Linked DNA regions of Homo sapiens: region 2 is linked to region 1. Evidence: chromatin loops called from intact Hi-C (ENCODE). Cell type or tissue: mammary epithelial cell. All regions are shown on one strand. Links, peaks and the distances in the headings refer to the core of each region. The heading gives the core; the rest is flanking DNA. Region 1 overlaps TENM2 (teneurin transmembrane protein 2). Region 2 overlaps TENM2 (teneurin transmembrane protein 2).

Evidence for each region. Hi-C counts contacts between places; a loop is a spot of excess contacts. Peaks named below come from ENCODE experiments on the same cell type or tissue, not always from the same donor. Only the 100,000 strongest peaks of a DNase experiment are listed, where the experiment ranks them.
Region 2: it touches region 1 in a loop (10-fold over the local background); 1 of 110 quality-filtered maps calls a loop at or near these places.

What each region holds. Positions count from the first base shown.
Region 1 is chr5:167,697,089-167,702,472 of GRCh38, reverse strand. The region is part of intron 4 of TENM2 (teneurin transmembrane protein 2); the gene reads right to left. Among named protein-coding and RNA genes, the nearest start is that of TENM2-AS4, 40 kb to the right of the region's middle. RefSeq lists enhancers at 2,179-2,884, 3,590-4,296. In mammary epithelial cell, for the core only: no CTCF peak of the experiment used is centred there; a DNase peak (open chromatin) is centred at 2,812; H3K27ac peaks cover 3,642 bases.
Region 2 is chr5:167,811,981-167,817,364 of GRCh38, reverse strand. The region is part of intron 4 of TENM2 (teneurin transmembrane protein 2); the gene reads right to left. Among named protein-coding and RNA genes, the nearest start is that of TENM2-AS3, 140 kb to the left of the region's middle. In mammary epithelial cell, for the core only: no CTCF peak of the experiment used is centred there; DNase peaks (open chromatin) are centred at 304, 1,204 and 2,344; H3K27ac peaks cover 3,262 bases.

The sequences.
Region 1 (5,384 bases), core at 306-5,305:
CCCCATAGAGACACACAAGACCCAAATCATAGCATCAGTGTATAAGCAAGTGTGTTGGCAAGACAGAGATGAATTCAGCTAATAAAGAGAGCACCTAGACACACGTGAAAGGCAGAACTTTCCCATGGAAAGACATGATAGTAAAACCCAAGCAGCTCTATCCTTCATTACCTTGTGTATGGGATTTGGTCACCCATGCATGGAAGTTCAGATGTTATTTCATTTGTGTAACTGAATGAATGGGTGGGCAGAGTTAATAGGATTTGCTCATTAAATGCTTAAATCAGCATGTCATCAGTTATTATATTTGATGTAAACCTTTCTTTGGCGTTTCAGAGTGTTTCCTCTTCTGTATAAAAAGATGTCAATAATCCTTTTCCAGATCTTTTCAAAGGCAGGGAACACATTTTATAGTTCTCAATAGCTTTTGCAATCTTCAAAATGGTTGAAAATTCCTTGAATTGAATAAGCCTGATGGGTTGATTAAAGCAGGATATACCTCTACTTGCCAAAACAAATATTCTCTAGAAGGAACTGATAGAAAATAACATTTAAAGAGACATATTTACTTTTAGTATAGTTCCAGTTTATCACAACATGAACATAAATATCAATAAGGAAAGGTCACCTGAAAAGTTAGAAACTATCATTAAAATAACAAAATACTTATACAGCAATGCAGGCAGATCCTTTCCCAATGCAGACCAGAGAATAATACAATACAGTAATAACAACTACAATTTAGAGTTCCACTAACTAGGAATCAGGCACTTTGCCAAACATTGTATGTATGTATCTATTTAATGAACCCTTAGAACAATCTATGAGGTGAGGGCTTATTATCCTTCCTATTTTTCAAGTAAGACACAGAACCAGAGCTTCAGTGACCTGCCCAAATTATCACATGCAGTTAGTGAGAAGCAAAGTCAATGGTCTCAAATATTACATGTCACGAACCTATGTTGTTTTCTTCTTCTCACTGGAACGTGAGAAGGTATACAGAGTAAGAATGAGTAATTGCTACTCTATGCTAATTTCATGCAAAGTAATTTTAAACTGATGTAAAAAAAAAAAACAAACACCCAAAACCCAACATGACGATAATGCCAACATCACATGGTTCTACCTTTCAAACCAGTTCATAGATTCATAACTTCATGTTCATACATATTTAGCCAAGTCCAAAAGGTGCCTCATTTAACTGTGAATTTGCAACTTATGCAAAAAACCCACATCCTGCAAGAGTTGGGGGAGATGTAATGACTGGGAAAAAATGTAATAGCTAGAATACAAAAATTACATTTTCCATAGACCTCACACATTTCTTGTGTACATTTTTCTAGCAGCTGTTTAGAAAGCACTAGTGGTCACACAGATGAAATGTGGCAGTTGTAGCATATTAACATAAATATTTTTACCTGAATAATTCCTGCTGTTCTTTTGAAACGAAAATTAATTCACATATTGTTTTCCCTGGAGTTCCCCAAAAACTTGCTAGCTTTTTTTTTTTTTTTTTTTTTTTTAAGAAATATAACAACTGTGTGTACTGGGGCTGAACTAAGTATTATTTCTGAACGCAATTTTATTTTTTCAGTGCACGTTATACTAAAAGGAAGGATAATGGTACTGAACATAGAATCGATACACATTTAAATGGAATCAGTTTATCAAAACATACCACTTCAAGATGGACCGAATTGTGATATCCACAATCAACTGATAATGGTACCAAATCATTAACTGCTGGCTTTGAGATTCTTACAGAGAATAATTTCATATAACCCAGAAAAGCATGGCCATGCTGATTAAATTAGCCTGATTCTCTACCCTGAGAGAGGATGTTTACAGGGGCATAGGTGTACCAAGAGCAGTGAGAAGCAAGGACTCTGTGAGTAAAGTGTTCTGGGTTCCAATCCCAGCTCAGTCCCTTCCTGGCTATGTGAAGTCTGAACTAACCATTAAACGTTTAACAATCTCATAGGTCAGGCCACTGCACCACCTAAAGCTACCATGCATGTTAGTCTAAATGAATGGTGCCCCTTGGAGTTCTGCAGTGTACAACCTGAACATGCAGGCCCCTGCCCAAGGGTTGTGGGGATTCGAGTGATAATGTTTGTAAAACACTTGGCCCAACCCCTAGTACTTAGCAGGTCCCCAGAGAATGCTAGCTCTTAATTACTTTCATCTTAATGTATATCATGTATGACCTCTATCTTCACATTTAAATTCTTAAAGGACTTTAAAGGAAGTACTTTATTTCATGTTCCATCTGATCTCTCTATCAAGGGAGCAGTGGGATTTTGTAAATTTTTTGAGTCAGGTACTCTTTAAGCCTGTTCTATCTTTTCAGAGACACTAAGTGTCTTTGCAAATTTTTTTCTGTTTCTATGATATGGCATGTCTGTGAAGAGGTCTGAAGAACTCAAGATGTCCTCAAAAGTGCTATGTAAAAATTTTCCCTGAACCCCAATATATTATTGCATTTACAGAAGTGAATTCAGAGCCAGACTGATTGGGTCAAAGTCCAGCTCTCTCCATTTCTAGCTATGTGATTTTTCCAAGTCAGTTCATCTTTAAAGCCTCAGGTTTCTCATTTGCATATTAGGGAAACTAATACTTTCTACTACATAGGATTGTTGGGGCTTGTGGGGAACCTACTGCATAGTAAACTGTTCAGCAAAAGCCTGGCTCATGGTTGATACTAAATATATCATTGCTGCATTGTTACTAAGTGCCAGTCTGTGTCTCTCAACCACTGGAGGAGGGATGTTCGATTCAGAAGCCACTTAAGCTGCAAGTCAGGCCATAGGAATGTTGCCCCATAAACTCAGCAGGGTTCAGAATTCTTACAAAGATAATCAGCAGGGCAGGGCATTGTTCTAGTTCTATCTGGCTACAGCAGAGACATGCTCAGCATACTTATTCTGAGAACCTTAGCTGCTTCAGCTGAAAGTAAGGTGATTCATCTGTAAAGTAAGACTTGGGGATGTGGAAAGAGGTCTTTTCAAGTACACAATTCTCTGACTTAAAAATAAGGTAAAATAAGCCGAGATTTCGTTTGGGTGTTCCTTTTACATCTTTACTTACCCCTTTAGTTTTAGACACTAAACCTCTGGCCTTCCCTGCTTGATATTCATAGCACACTTTGCTGATGGATCAAATTATTCATTTTATTGGGCTTGGATGAGACTTCACATACTACTTAACGCAGCATTCTAGTGTGTTGAGCCACTATTAATCCTTCCAAATTTTAATTTTAAGGACAGGACATACTCTTTATCTCTGTTTTGTGAAGCATCTTACACATTTAGGACTATCTTCTGTGACAGTCATATATATTTCTTTTTACTAATCAAAGCCAAAAGATATGGCTGTCTTATGTTCCATTTTCTCTAGACTTTTATAACTAGCTAACTGTAGAATTAATTCTCAGTTCTAAGGGGTTTACACTTTAAAAGGAACTTCATTATTTCTTTTAAAAGTACTTATGGGGCCGGGCAGGGTGGCTCACGCCTGTAATCCCAGCAATCAGGGAGGCCGAGGCAGGCAGATCACAAGGTCAGGAGATCAAGACCATCCTGGCTAACACGGTGAAATCCCGCCTCTACTAAAAATACAAAAATTAGCTGGGCGTGGTGGCGGGCACCTGTAGTCCCAGCTACTCAGGAGGCTGAGGCAGGAGAAAGGCGTGAATCCGGGAGGAGGAGCTGGCAGTGAGCAGAGATCGCACCACTGCACTCTAGCCGGGGCAAAAGAGCGAGATTATGTCTCAAAAAAAAAAAAAAAAAAAAAACAAAAAACAAAACAAAACACACACACACACAGAAAAACTATTTATGGAAGCCATTCTCTGTTCTTCCCACTATGCATTTTCAAGCAATGGAAGGGAAAACCAAATAAACAGGCAACTGCAGTACAGTATATCTGTGCAGTGGCCACCCAGGAGACCAGGACCTGGGTAGGTGGGTCGGGGAGACATCCAGTTAATCTTGGGGATTAAGGGGCTGTTTTTAGGAGACCATTATGGATGACAGTGTTCTAGCACAGGGAACAGTGTGGAGCCTGATGGAGAGACAGACAGCATGGTCTGGTCAGGGAATGTCAAGTCACTCAGAACAGTAAAACATGGTCTATGACAGGCTGGGCTTGTGTGGAGACACATTTGAAAATAAACGTGAGAAAAATGAGAAGGTGATCTGAAGCCATCATCTTACAGAAAGAGATGCAGTACTTTGACCGGAAAGGTAGTTACGAAGGTAAAAACAACCAGGGAGTTACTGGTAAAGGAGAAACTAAGGAAAAGAGCTCAAGTTACTGCACATAGAGGCTGCCTGTTAAGGGTAATCAGATCTGAACACAAGATCAGTGCATACAATGAGTAAAGGAAAAGATAAATTTCTCTCTGTGGCATTTGGAGATAGATTTATTTTCTTGGAAAATAAAGGCAAATACCGAGCACTTGTTTGAACCCTAATAAAACAGAAATTTAATCACTTAGAGGGATACCTTGTCAGGCGATTATATTTCAAGTTCCCGATGACTTATTTTTCTTTGTTAAATAACCTAAGCATAACAGCTAGGGATGGTGATAGAATAGTAGGTCCACAAGATTATGAAATATAAATTTGACTTAAAATTGATAACTCTTGGCTGGGTGCAGTGGCTCACACCTGTAATCCAAGCACTTTGGGAAGTTGAGGCGGGCAGATCACCTGAGGTCAGGAGTTCGAGACCAGCCTGCCCAACATGGTGAAACCCTGTCTCTACTAAAAATACAAAAATTAGCTGGACATGGTGGCGGGTGCCTGTAATCCCAGCTAGTAGGGAGGCTGAGGCAGGAGAATCGCTTGAACCTGGGGGCAGAGGTTGCAGTGAGCCGAGATGGTGCCACTGCACTCCAGGCAACAAGAGCTAAACTATATCTCAAAAAAAAATTGATAACTCTTTCATTCAAAATATATGGATTAATCCACTGCAATGTGCCAGGCACTGTGATAAATGCTGAAAATAAAGCAGTGAACAAATTAGCATGGCTTCAGGGAGCTTATAATCTAGTCAACAGATATTAAACTAATGAACACAGGATGCATACGTGATTACAATTCGAAATAAGTCCTTATAAGGAAAAGTGAAATATAGAATGAAAGGTTCAAATCGGAGGAACTATTTCTAAAAGTGGGAGCCAAGGAGGGCCTTCTATGGAAGGGAAGTGCCTGCTGAGCTTCAAACAAGGAGCGGGTGTCATGGGGGACAGTGTTCCAGATGGAGCAGCCTTTCTCAGGCAGACAGGGGTTTTACCCTTGAGAGGTCATTCAGCACCATCCAGAGGCATTTTTGGTTGTCACAACAGGGATGACTGTGGTGCTATTGGCATCTAAAGACAG
Region 2 (5,384 bases), core at 72-5,071, 120 kb before region 1:
CTTTTCTGTATAAACAAATAAAAGATATCTTGAACATGCAGTTATTTGAAGTACTAATCACACTTCTTGCTTACATAAACAAAGGCTTATCAAAATTATAAGTCTTCAGAAGAAGCAGATTCTACAACATTTTCTCCTCTAAGAAATATCAGCACACTATATCCTGATGCTGGACTGAGTGAACATCATTAAGATCCTTTTCTCAATTAGAGTTCCAAACAACTCTATCGTTTGCTTCCTGTCAAAACACCTGAACAAAAATATGATATGTTGCATCATTCGCTGAAGCTATTTCTCCAGTTGGAACATGAATTACGAGTCCTTCTGAAACACATCAACCAAATCAAGTTGTAACAAGGCCCTGTTTTATTCACTGCACAGATCTCAGCTAATCACTTTCTAATACGAGTCATGATTGTGCTTCATTAAGTTAGCATTTCTCTTATTTTTCCCTTATTTAGTATGTACTTCCATGGTACATACTAATGGTAGAGCCAGCAATAAGTTGAACATTTCTTGCCTTACAAGGTGTACTTCACCCGGGTCATTCTGACTTTGCTGGGCCATTTGTACTTTTACAATGTGTGGGGTTAAGAATGCTTGTTATAAAACACAGGTCTTTCTTTGTCTCTAAATAATACGTAGGCACTTGTGGTGGTCTTTAAATTCTAGGATTTTTTTTTCCATATGGAAGTTCTCACTCAATTTCTAATGATGAATGTCTCTAAATACACACTGCTGAGGTGAAGTTGTGTCTCACTGGCGGCAGAATTGAGAAACTATCACTCCTTCCAACACAGCAACCCGAGGAACTGCCTGAGGCATCCACTTCCTGTTTCCACAGGGGCAGAACAGTTGTTTAAGGCTATCTTTAAATTGGTGGCTTAGAAAATTAAAGTGGCAGAGAAGATTCAGAAACTGTATAATCCTCATCTGAATAACTTTTGTAAATGAAGCAAGAGAAAGCAGTCATCTTGTTTCCTGAAGTTAAAGGTAAGGTCTTTAGAAGGAGGGCTCATAGCATGTTTCTTGTCTATACAAGCTAATTCAAAAACTTGGTTGATTCTAAGTTGTGGTTGGCCAAGAAAGAAGCAGGTAGAGAGATCAAAGGGAATACAGGAAGGGAGTAGAATGTGGCTCCATGTTCCCCACACCTTCCCCTCCCTTCTGTTCCGGAAACAGGTGTCTTCTGCATACTTCTTGGGATCCTTCATGATTGATAATGTGGCTCTATTGTTTTTTCTTGACTGAGTCACCAGTGAAGGTAAGGTTTCTCTATTGTTTCCCTGTTGTTTTAGCAACCACTCTCCAGGGCAACTCTCTCTTTCTGAGTTATTCTACATCAGAGGAGAAACACACACACACACACACACACACACACACACACACACAAAGGATCATAATGGGACTTAAGTGATCCTTTAGGTCAAACCCCTCATACTATGGAGGGAACAAAAAAAGGTCAGGGGAAAGAAGAGATCTTCTCAGTGTCATGTAGGGGCTCACTATGGACCTGGGAAGAGAATCCCAGTGTATACATTAGCATCCCTCTCATCTATATGGATCCATTATTTTATTTTCCCTCTCATTCTCCCACATGAACCATCCCCCTGACTCTCCCACCCTTTTCCAAGAAAAAAGATCACAGTCAATGTTTTCTTGTTCTGTGATGTCCTATTGCTAGGGAGGACAGTCACTGTGGGCATTATTCTAAGGAAGGCTTTGTAGGATTTACATAGGTTCTGTTGTGGATAGAACCAAAACTATAGGAGAAGCCATTCCCCAGAAGTGTTCACAGCCAAAGCATGGCCTCTTATTGTAACTTGTGAAGAAATCCAACCTCTTGGTCAGACACAATTGTATTTGAATCTCTTCCTAGCTGTGTAAGTCTCCCATTTTAGCCTCCCCATAAATACAACGATACAATGATGAGAATAATGGTGCTTGGTTCACTTAGCTCATCTGGGGGTTAGATTTAATATGTCATGCCTGGAAGATACTGAAGACTTGGTAGCTAGGAGCTGCTATCATCTTTCTCCCATGGGCTCAGATATATTATGGGATCGTTACAAACTCTCCCCTTTCACTTAAGTCCAGTGCAGCGTCCACTCTTTTGAGGTGAATCCTTCTCTGAAAGGCACATCTCCTGAATGGCCTGCAATATCCTGCCTTATGAAAGTCACATGAAAAGGGTTAATACGACATGTCAGATTGAGGCAGCATGAACATGTGTGATTTTCTGCTTAAAACCACAAAGAAAACAAAACTTCACACAACAGAGAACTGTGTGTCAGAGCCACAGGAATTCTGCTGTGGTTGACGTCTCTGTAGGGAGACAGACATTCCAGGAAAAGTAGATTCACACTCATCCCCACTGACCAAGGCAGAGCTGGCTCTGCCTCCTCTATTAACACATGAGGAATTTCTCTCCATCGGCATTTCCCACATTAGCCGTTTCCTCACACATTCTGGGTATTTGTTCTAGCCAACCCTTCCTGATTGGAGCTGCTGGAGCTGCAGTTTCATCTAGTCTTCAATTCTTTCCTTTACTTTTTTTCTGCAACTTGACTTATTGTTTCTGACTTTCGTTTCATCTTAGTTAATAATATCCATAAAATCACAGCTTGGATGTGCTAGCTGTACATAACTACATTTATATAGATATCTATATATATGTATGTAATATATATTTCCTAAAATATATTACAATAAATAAATATTAAAACTTTTTTTTTTAAATAAAATACTTCAACCATGTGCCTCTTAAGGATATCTTGCATACTTACACCACACAGATTGGTACATGGCACCCATATATGCATTTGGAAATACTGTCCTAGATAAAATTTTATCCTTTTTTGCTTATTGCTTTTCTTTCTTTTTCTTTTCTTTTTCTTTTTTTTTTTTTTTTGAATCGGAGTGTCTACTTTGTGCCTTTCCCCCTTCAGAATGCAGTGCCTCTGAGTGAAACGTCACCAGGAAAAGAAATGTTCTAAAAATGAGGTTTTCATTATGTCCTATAGCCCAGCTAGAAAACTCAGAGAAGAGCCTACGTGCTACTTTTCATCCTGGGGACTGATGCTTGAATGTGTTAAAATGCTATTTATTTTCCGACAGACGACTTGGGCTTGGCACCATGTAAACCCAAAGTGTTTGTAGAGATTCCCTTGAGGACAAAGGAAAAATCATCTGTATAGATCAAACGTGTATTAGCTGCATTAGCAATTGGCCCCTGGAGACTGACAAAGACCTTTTTAGACAGATTTCATTGCACGGCTTTTTAAGAGCTTTCATTGAACTAGCCTTGAGCATCACAGGTATGGGGCTTTCTTCACGTCCTAAGTGTCAGAAAAGAAAGGTGGACGATGAGAAGCTGGGATGAGAACTGCTACCTTCATTGTAGATGAACCTCAACACGATGCCCATGCTCCCGTCCCTATCAATATTTCATGTTACCAGAGCCATAAGAAAACACATCTGTTGCCTTCCTGCATTGTAATATGTAGGATGGTGGAAAGATGATTATAGCACAGGTTCAAGGATTTAAAAATTCATCACCTTCTCAATTTAGAAAGCTGATTTGTGGTTAGGACTTACGAAGGCTACACAACTGAAATGATCAACTGGGGGCATAGCCTGTTCCCAAGAAATCTGGGGAGTAGGGGATGCAGTGAGAGGGAGGGGGAGGTTGGAACTGTGATTGCTCAGGCTGCTGACTGGGCCAGTGGTTGAAGGCTTCAATTTGTCAACATACTGTCAATGCAATGTTTGCTTTGTATCATGGCATGGTATGCGGAATAGAGAGAGGAAAAAAAATGCTGCCACAGTTGCAAGCCCAGAAGCAAACCCCAAGTTTTCAACAGACATGCATCTCCCTGCTCCTCCAACACTGCAACACTCTTTCTGCCATAGCTCAGTGGTTTCCAGTGCTGACCTTAGTTCCACTGTGTGTGTGTGTGTGTGTGTGTGTGTGTGTGCAGAACTTGTAAGCTCTTCAGCAAAAGGACCCTTTTCCAGAACCCTGGGCAGACACGTAATATTTCCCCTTCCTCTGAAAGCCTCCCAAATCATTCATCTGGATTGGCTTCACTTCTTTATTTCACTGCTGGAAACATTTTGGAGACTCATACAATCTTACAACCTCATCCCATCTCTACTAACTGGGATGCACACATCTCCCTCAGAATGCAGAGGCCCAGCCACTGCTCATGAAGAAACAGAGCTTCCACCCCCAGCAAAGGTGGCCAGGAAAGTCGGGTACTTTCCAGTGCTGGATACAAACCTTTGTATTTCCAGCAGCTGCCCTACAGAAGCACGAAGGAATGTTTAACCTGCAGCAAAATAGTTAGAAAGGAAATGAGTATAACTTTCTGGCCTGATAAATTATTTCATATTTCTTATGCCCTGTAGCCTGCCTTTTTTGCAGTGCTAAGTCTCAGTGGAATGAATACCAGGGATGCGGTCACCAGTCTGTGTGGCATCGGGTCCCTGACTGTGGTTCACAACATATTATTGCTTCTCTTCTGTCCCTCTCCACTCTCACTGCCTTTCTCATTTGCTTTGTCCCTTGGTCATATCACCTGGCCATCAAAGATAGGCATTGCTCAGAAAGATGGTTCTCCTTGGCTTGTGAGTATAAGACACAAATATCCTCAGGCGCAAGCCTGGAGAAGAAGGAGTTACTGTCTGCTGCAGCCAACTGTCCAGGGAGGGTCTTTTCCATAGACATAAAAGGATATCAGCAGGATACACACTCAGGCTGGCGCTTAAAGAATGCAACTCTAAGAAATCCTGGTACATTTGATTTGATACAGAAGCATTAAATGTCCACGAGCAGCATTCACCAATAAATTAAAGAAATAAAAAGCTTCATTCTTCCCATTTAAGTCAACAAATAAAATGCTGGGATGCCTGATCCTGAGGGTTCTACACAGATGCCCCCTCCAAGGGCAGTGCCTGCACTCAGAGAGTGGATTGTCTTCAAGCCAGGTCTACGAGGCAAACTTGCACAATTATCACTTCAGCAGGGACAGAAGCAATGCCCTAGGATGATCTTTCCAAAATGGAAATCTGAACCTCAGCCCTACTTAAAAATTCTCCCTCGGCTCCAGACAAAGCCTTCATTACATTCCATCATCTTCAGCCCCTTCTCTATCACCTGCCTTTTACTTTGTGCTGCAGGAATACTACATTTTATTGGATGATCTCATCTTATGTAGCACTTTAAGTCTTTATTTATGAAGTTTACTAAATTTAGAAAGGTTTTATCTTCCACTCCCTTATTTTTTAAACATTGGGTATAATTCTTATCCATCCTTCAAGATGCATTTAAATCCCTTTTGCAGGGAACTTTCCATGTCCTCTACCTTCCCCAGCTGAAATGA